Regions from separate parts of the Homo sapiens genome. Here region 1 is linked to region 2. Evidence: read pairs that join two places in POLR2A ChIA-PET (ENCODE). Cell type or tissue: GM12878. All regions are shown on one strand. Links, peaks and the distances in the headings refer to the core of each region. The heading gives the core; the rest is flanking DNA. Region 1 overlaps LINC01992 (long intergenic non-protein coding RNA 1992). Region 2 overlaps LYRM9 (LYR motif containing 9).

Evidence for each region. ChIA-PET counts read pairs that join two places held together with the same protein. Peaks named below come from ENCODE experiments on the same cell type or tissue, not always from the same donor. Only the 100,000 strongest peaks of a DNase experiment are listed, where the experiment ranks them.
Region 1: POLR2A ChIA-PET joins it to region 2 with 5 read pairs; 3 of 35 experiments call an interaction of 5 or more read pairs at or near these places.

The regions. Positions count from the first base shown.
Region 1 is chr17:27,960,553-27,964,943 of GRCh38, forward strand. The region is part of intron 2 of LINC01992 (long intergenic non-protein coding RNA 1992); the gene reads right to left. LOC124903962 (a long non-coding RNA gene) reads left to right here. Exons shown (of 2, transcript XR_007065683.1): 2 at 3,774-4,280. Among named protein-coding and RNA genes, the nearest start is that of LINC01992, 29 kb to the right of the region's middle. In GM12878, for the core only: no CTCF peak of the experiment used is centred there; no DNase peak of the experiment used is centred there.
Region 2 is chr17:27,883,759-27,888,149 of GRCh38, forward strand. The region is part of intron 1 of LYRM9 (LYR motif containing 9); the gene reads right to left. Among named protein-coding and RNA genes, the nearest start is that of LYRM9, 7.4 kb to the right of the region's middle. RefSeq lists a silencer at 1,808-1,957 and an enhancer at 4,325-4,391. In GM12878, for the core only: no CTCF peak of the experiment used is centred there; a DNase peak (open chromatin) is centred at 2,033.

The sequences.
Region 1 (4,391 bases), core at 225-4,224, 77 kb after region 2:
GGGGTGTTTTCTAATTTGATAAGTCAGGGTGTTTTCTGCCAGGCAGGCCCAGGGGCATCGGCAGGACTGGAGCTGATTCAAAGGCAGAATTGATCTTTCAAGCCTCATTTTCATTTCCATTAGCACCCTATCAGACACCTTATCCCTGAGCCAGTTCCTATCCATGTATAATTTATACATTTGATTTCAATAGATTAATCTCTGCCTCTTTCACAGGAGAGTACAGCAGAGACGGTTCTCTCTCTCGTTTTCCATAGGGAGAGTAATCATATATATTTCCATAGATCTCAATCCGTTTCCACCTAGAGAATTTCTTTTAAGATTAATTCCAAACTCACTGTCATATTTATTTAGTTTTTAGGACTGGGTGGAACTGTGGGTACGTGTGATAATTTCTGTTTATGTAGGAGGTGGGCTTATTCCAGGCATACCAGGGAGGAGACCAGCCTATCTCCTCCTGGTGCTTAGGAATGGCCATCCACTTTGGGGGTGAAACAGGGATGTAGGGAGAAGACTAAAGCCACCCTCCCCTGGAGCTAGGGTCAGCGCCCACTGACCTCTGACCCAAGTGTAGCCCTCCATCCCCTGAGCTCCAGGGCTTCTGGAAGAACACCAGAATAGCACAAGACAAAGATAAGATACTCTTTCCAAAACCTACCACATTTCCACAATCCAAGGCTCTCTTATTTCTCCCTTTCTCCATTTTTCTTCCCAGTGCCCTCTGGATTCCAGAGTCCAATTTTGGAATCACAGTTTTCAGAACTCTCTTGGGCGGGGCACTGTGTGTAGCTCAAACCTGTAATCCCAGCACTCTGGAAGGCTAAGGTGGAAGGATCACTTGAACCTAGGAGTTCAGAACCATCCTGGGCAACATAGTGAGACCCCATCTCTACAAAAAAATTTAAAAAATTAGCCAGGCACAGTGGATTGCTTCTGTAGTCCCAGCTACTCAGGAGGCTGAGGCAGGAGGATTACCTGAGCCCAGGAGTTTAACGCTTCAGTGAGCTATGATGGTGCCACTGCACTCCAGCCTGGGTGACAGAGTGAGACCCTATCTCAAATAAATAAATAAATTAAAAAATATTAAGTACATAACTTTTTAGAAAATACAAATTGCCTATCTGATTTGGTGTAGTTGACAAATTAAAAAAAAAAATACAAGCCAGGCACAGTGGCTCATGCCCATAACCCCATACTTTGGGAGATTGAGGCAGGGGATCACTTGAAGCCAGGAGTTTAAGACCGGTCCGGGCAACAAAGTGAGACCCCCATCTCTATAAAAAAATTTTTTTTAAATTAGCCAGTCACAGTGGCATGCACCTGTAGTCCCAGCTTCTCAGGAGGCTGAGTCAGGAGGATAGCTTGAGCCCAAGAGTTCAAGGCTGCAGTAAGCTATAATCATGCCACTGTACCACTCCAGCTATTTGGGAGGCTGAGGCAGGAGGATCATTTATTTGAGCTCAGGAGTTTGAGGCTGCAGTGGGCTATGATGGTATCACTGCACTCCAACCTGGGCAACAGAGCGAGACCCCGTCCCAAAAAAAGAAGAAAAAAGAACTACCTTGGCAGTGATTGAACTCCCTCTCCCCATTCCTTATAGCCAAAGCCTCTTCTCAAGAACCCTGTGTTTCTCTGTTTATGGGCAATTTCACCCCCTGAGAGTCAAGCCACAAGCCTTCCTGCTGGAAGTTCTTCCTGGTTGGGCAGCATGGCAGATTGTATTTTCCAAGATGGCTGCAAAAAGATATCCCATCCCACAGGTCCTTACAACGTGACACTGATAATTCTCCGATTGAGAAATGGGGTCTACATTTCCTCCAGTTGAATCTAGGCAGACTTGTGGCTATGGCAGAAGTAACGTTTTTGCTCCTGCATGCTTATTTTAGAACTCTTGTTCTTGGAGCCCAGCTGCCATGCTGTAAGGAAATCCAGACCACACAGAGAGGCTACATGTAAGTGTCTGGGCAACAGCCGCGACTAAGGTGCTTGCAAACAGCCAACATCAATGTCAGTCATGTGAATGAGGAAACCTTTGGAATGACTCCAGCTCCAGCAAACATCTGATTCTAACAAAGACCAAGAGATCATGAGCAAGAATCACTTAGTGAACCCCTACAGAACCATGAGAGATAATAATAGAATGATTATTGTTGTCATTGTTGTTTTTGAGACAGGGTCTTGCTCTGTCGCCCAGGTTGGAGTGCAGTGATGCAATCATGGCTCACTGCAGCCTGAACTTCCCCGGCTCCAGTGATCCTCCCACCTCAGCCTCCCAAGTAGCTGAGACTACAAGCACATGCCACAACACGGCTGATATTTTTGTTTTTTGCAGAGATGGGGTCTCACTCTGTTGCTCTGGCTGGTCTTGAACTCCTGGGCTCAAGTGATCCTCTTGCCTTAGCCTCCCAAAGTGCTGGGATTATAGGCATGAGCCACTGTGCCTGGCCTGATTGTTATTGCTTTAAGCTGCTAATTTTGGGGGTGCTTCATTTTGCATCAATAGATACTGAAACAGGCATGGTTAGCAGAGCAATTGGAGATAAAAGTGAGCCTCTGGCAGCTTCCCCCTCTCCAGCTTAAAAGACATCCCACATTTATACAAAATCACATGCAAATGAGTACTGAGAGCCTCAGGTCCTCCCTCCCTCAGCAAACATTTGGAAAGGAGAAGATGGGAAAGGAAGAGAGACAATATTCATTGCATGCCTGTCATATACCAAGTAGGTGTCTTCTAACCCATTATACAGCTAAAGAAACTGAAGTCCAGGGAAGTTAAGTAACTTAACCAAGCCCATACTGCTAGCAAGTGTGCTGTCTGTGAAGTGGGGCCTGCATAAGTCGCCCATGGACTGAGACACATGTGGAGGGAAGCGGTGCTCAATAAGTATTAGTGGAATGAATGAAAAAATAAATGAATGCACACCCCCAGTCTTCTCTTTGTAGCCTTTCTTTTTCCAGTGGCTCAGAGGGAGAACCCACCCAGTTTGCTTTTCTCATGAAGGGCAAGAGGAGGAAGGAGGTGGCTGTTGGCTGAGTCCAAGACCCCCTGTTGCTGGGCTCCTGCAGATAGGGTGGCCTTCTCTGCCAGCTGGGAGTTGCCATTCTGTTGTTTCTCTCCAGTCATGGGCTCAGGGCTACCTCCTCTGGTCTCAGTCCTCTTTCGGGTGCAGCTCCCCGCCTGAGCTTCAGGCCCATCTCAGCCCATCTTTCCTGCATGTGCAGCCTCTGGTGTCAGTTCCTGGGGCAGAATCAATGCCAGAGTGATTGCCACCACAGAAAGGTAGCCAGGCAGGGCCAGCAGCTCCTTCTTGCACCCTTGTCCTCTCCAAGCACAACTGGGATCAGAAATAACCTTCTCCCTTGCCAAGGCATTTGAGGAGGACTGCAGGCCCTGCAGCTATAATGTCTTTCTCTTGTTCTTTTTTTTTTTTTTTTAACCCAGCAAATCATATTTTCCCAGGAAAGAAGGAGAAGAAAGCAAGCATGGAGAGGGGAGGAATTTACACCAACCAAACACCTTCCACATCCCAGGCACTGTTAATGTGTATTCATTATCTCATTTAATCCTCCTAATAATGCTGTGAGGTACATATTATTATTATCCCTGTTTTACAGATGAGGACACGGAGACTCAGAGAGGGTAAGACAGTTTCTCAAAGTTACACAGAGTAACTAATGGGAGTTAGGGTGAGGTTTCAAGCCCAGCCGAGCCTGTATGGCTCTAAAGCCAATGCTGTTTTCACTATAAGCTTTTTCCTTTTTCTCTTTCCTAGGAAGCAGAATCCTCTTGCCCCTGGAGCCTATGGGGCCATCACAGGGCCAGGAGGTAACCTGATCTCCATCACCCAAGTATCATGCACGGAGCTGGGGCAAAACTCTGTCAAAGATCACAAACAAATTACTCAGTCAAATGTATCCGAGCCACCTCTGGTTCCTCACTTTTGTGTACAAGACAATTGAACTTCTGATATTTGGTTCTGGCCCACTCAGCACTTCAGAGCCTTCAGCCGACCATAACCCTGCCTCCCAGAGCTTAGATCAAGCCAAATAAGGAGCTCTACTCCTTTCCCATATATCTGACCTAGCCCATCACTGAATTCCATTTCTGCTAAATACCGTGATAGCACAGTGGGTCAGCACCCAAGTTCTGGAGCTACACTACCTGGGTTCAAATTCTGGTTCTTAATACTAATAGGACCTCTAGCAAGTTATTCGACCTGTGCCTTGGCTTAGTTTTCCCACGTGCAAAATGGGGTTAATAAAAACACCCAACAAATAAAGTTGCAAGGACTCAGTGAATTAGTACGCAGAAGGGCTCATCATATTGTAAGTTGGCTATTGGTGCTATTTCTGGTTTGATCTAAACACTCTCCACACCCAGAAAGAACACA
Region 2 (4,391 bases), core at 174-4,173:
CTTGCCCAAGATCACACAGCTAATAAAGCTGGAGCTTGGATTTGAACTCTGGCAGTCTGGCTCCAGAGCCTTTTTCTAAAAAAAAAAAAAAAAAAAAAAAAAAAAAAAAAAAGGCTGTATTGAGGTATAGTTGATATATAATGAACTTCATATACTTAAAGTATATAATTTGATAAGTGCTGCCACAGGTACACACCGGAGAAGCCACCGTCATAATCAAGAGAGTTAACATATCTATCATCACCAAAATTTACCGCATACCCTTTGTAATCCCTCCCTCCCGCCCTCCCGACGTCCCCATCCCCAGGCAACCGCTGCATTTTCCAGAGTTTTGTATAAATGGAATTATACAGCAAGCTCTCTTTTGTGTCTACAGAACCCACATTCTTCTCTGTATTAACACTCTCTCTAAAGAACCCACAACTCTAGCTTAACCTCTTCTTTTTTAAAGGAACTATGAGAGTATAGATTGTTTTAAATGGTAGGTTCTAGAACATATGGGCTTGCAAAGCTTTCATCAGGCTCCTGCCTGAACCTCTGCCACAGCATCTGCCTGGTGTCCCAGTACCTAGCCTGTCACTCCAGTCTCCTCCACACTGACACCACGTGAGCTCTGGAATCAGTGTCCTGGGTGCATCCCAGTCAGCCACAGGAACTGCTCCCAGACCCCTCAAACCACCAAATGTGGCGCCTTTCAGTGCACATGCAGCTCCCTGGCCGTGGACTCCTTCCCATCTTCTCCGTGTGAGGAACCTTGTTCATCCTTCCAGGCTCAGCTTAGTGTCCTTCCTCCAGGAAGCCCTTCCTCACGGTCCCTCTCTGGAGACAGAGGTGCTCACCCTGTCCTCTGTGGGGCTGCAGTGCCCCGCTCATGGTGCTGCCAGGGACTCATCTGCTACCTCGCCTGTGGCTCTCCCTGGGCTGAGCGCCTGGCCCGCAGTGGGCTTCACTCACTGTTAACTAAACAGAATGAAGCTACTATCTCCTCTGTACAGAGATGCCCCTTATGTTCCAGATGAAGGAGCTAAAAGAGATCTAGTGACTGGCCTTAGTTTTAAAGGAACATATAAGAAAAAAAAAAAAACCCTCCCCTCACCTTGCAAAAAGAACCAGAAACTAAATCTATCAGATGCCCTTAAACTAAGAAGGGAAGCTTAGGAAGTAGCTGGTTCCAGAGGCTCCTTCATTCCATTTACATCCCATTATCTCCTCGGCAACAATAAATGTGTCTCCTCAGCTACGTTAGCCAATTCCTCCTGGTTCCCTGGATTCTTGCTCTGATGCTGGAGTGGATAGGTGGTTGTCTGACCCCCACCATCTATTCTCCCTTCTAGTAACAGCCCCAATGTGTGATCTGGGGTGCACCCCTCCCCAGGTCTTGGCCCAGAAGGTCTGAGTGGGACTATCAGAGCCCTGCATCCACATGGATATAAGGACTAGCTCACACACGGGCACGTGCCAAAAGCTAGTCCAACCAGAGTGCATCGCAACACCTCTGCAGAAGTGGCGTGAAAGGACTCTAGCTCCTTCCCACTAAACTTGATGCTGGGAGGATTTGATCCTCTCTCAGTGAAGCCACCTTGCCTCCTCTAGAAGCCTGAGACCATAGCCACATAGCAGAAGGCAGAGCTGAGACCCTGAGAAAAAAACAAGCCCAAATAACGTATTTGGGCCAGGGGTGATGGCTCACGCCTGTAATCCCAGCACTTTGGCAGGCTGCGATGGGTGGATTGCTTGAAGCCAGGAGTTTGAGACCAACCTGAGCAACACAGGGAGACCCTGTCTCTACAAAAAATAAAAAATTAACTGGGCATGGTGGCATGCGCCTGTAGTCCCAGCTACTCAAGAGGCTGTGATGGGAGGATCACTTCAGCCTCGACTGCAGTGAGCTGTGATCACACCACGGCACTCAGCCCGGATGACACAAAGTGAAACTCTGTCTCAAAAAAAAAAAAAAAAAAAAAAAAAAGAATTCATTTGGGCCCTAAAACCATCTACCTGAAGGAAGTCCTTCCCCTAGACTTCTCAATGATCTGGGCCAATTAATCCCCTTTCACCAAAGCAGCTGGGGTTTGTTTTGTCACTTGTATCTCAAAGGGTACTAACTGATGGACAGATCCTCACAAATTCTTCCACAATGCAATCTGATGACTCCAGCTGTAAGGCAGAGTCGGACAGGACAGGGCTTCTCAAGTTCCTCCTGCTATCAATCATGACCATGCCAGTCCGACTCACCACCCAGAAATCAGAGGGGAACCCGTTCAAGGGTGGCCAAGACCATCAGGAGCAACCACAGGAGACATACCACCAAAGTCCCAAACCTGATGGGTAGACTCCACTGGCAGGCTTCCCCAAACTATATAAAGTAGTAATCAAATATTGTAAAATGCTAGTCGCGGAACAGATGGTTACCATCTGCAGTCCTCAAAATTAACATTTGGAAAGAGCACAACTTTGTTTCATTACTTAAAAACTCAAGCAATACTTAGTAACCAACCCAGCAAGTATGGGCGGCAGATTATTTTCAGCTCAATTATAATACTTAGTCATTCTCAGTAATAACTAGTAGAGAATACATGTGTGGGTCCACTTAGAAGAGCTAAACTAAAAATGTTTTAATTTAATTTAAAGCGTAGGTTTGCTATTATTTAAGGGGCAATGAACCTCACAGCATCATTGCTAAAACTGCAGTCAATGCCTCTGGGCCTGGCAACACTTGCCTCCCTTGCCCTGCCCTTTGGACTTGATCTTGGCCTCTGCATCCTGGCTCCCTGCCTCTGTGATGGCTCCTCCATCTTCCCAGGCAACCAAACCAAAATCATCACAGTCAACCCAGGTTCCTCCTTCTCCTCAATCCCCATGCCACTGGTTTCTTTCTTTTCTTTTCTTTTTTTATTTTTTTTTTTTTGAGACAGAGTTTCGCTCTTGTTGCCCAGGCTGGAGTGCAATGGCGCAATCTCGACCGCAACCTCCGCCTCCTGGGTTTAAGCAATTCTCCTGCCTCAGCCTCCTGAGTAGCTGGGATTACAGGTGCATGCCACCACACCCAGCTAATTTTCGTATTTTTAGTAGAGATGGGGTTTCTCCCTGTTGGTCAGGCTGGTCTCAAACTCCCGACCTCAGGTGATCCACCCACCTTGGCCTCCCAAAGTGCTAGGATTACAGGCGTGAGCCACCACACCCGGCCCCATGCCACTGGTTTCTAATTCCTATCAAATTCCACCTCTGAATGCCCCTCATATTTTTCCCTTCCTCTCTACTCCACTGCATACCCTTGGTTCAGACTCTCTCTGAGACAACTGCAACAGCCCCTAGCTGGTCTCCCTGTCTTCCAGTCCATTTTCTGCCATCCTTCTCTGCCCAACAGCCAGAGTGAATCTTTCTAAAACATAAATCTCAAAGTGTCCTGTCCTTCCTAAAACCCCTAATATCCACCCCTGCCCCCATCATTCATGGCAACTTTTCCCAAAATGTAGAACAAATACCTGAAATTACTTTAAGTAGTATACAGCCAGTATTTTTTATTGTAATGATTTTATATTTATTTTCATGTGTAATGAGGGGGGAAAAACACGTTTTCATAGGTATTAATGGCCTAAAGCAGTTTTTTCAAATGCTCATAAAACTGATTTTTTATGTATCAAATTGAAATGTGGACCCGGCAAAAATCATGAGGGTCCTGAAGTGTGGAAAGCACTGGTCTACAGAATAAAATCCAGGCTCCTGTCCATGGCCTGCAAGGCCCCTCTCGATCTGGCCCCTACCTACCCCTCATCTGCACCTCTCACCACCCACAGCCTAGTCCAGGCAAACTGAGCCCTGTATGGCACACTCCACAACAGCCCATGCTGTGTTTGCCTGTTATGGTCTCAGCACTGGGGCAGAATGTCTGGCATGGAGTAGATGTACTTACTCATTGGGGTTCTCCAGAGAAACAGAACCTATAGGAGGGAGGGTGTGTGTGTGTGTGTGTGTGTGTGTGTGTGTGTGTGTGTGTGTGTCAGAGAGAGACAGAGGTTTATTACCATGAACTGGCTCATGCAATTATGGAGATTGGCAAGTCCAAAATCTGCAGAGCCAATGTCCCAGTTCAAGCACAAAGGCTGGAAGCTGCTGTAGAACCAGGAAGAGCTGATGTCCCAGTTTGAAAGCCACAGGCAAGAGAATTCTCTTACTCAGGGGAGGCTTAGACTTTTCGTTTAAGGCCTTCAATGGATTGGAAAAGGCTCACCCATATTATAGAGGGCTGTGTGCTTTACTCCATCGAACAATTTAAATGTTAATCTCACCCGCATTGAAACACCCAGAATAATGTTTGACCAAATACCTGGGCCTCCTGTGGCCCAGCCAAGTTGACACATAAAATTAACTATCCTGGTAGACATTCAATT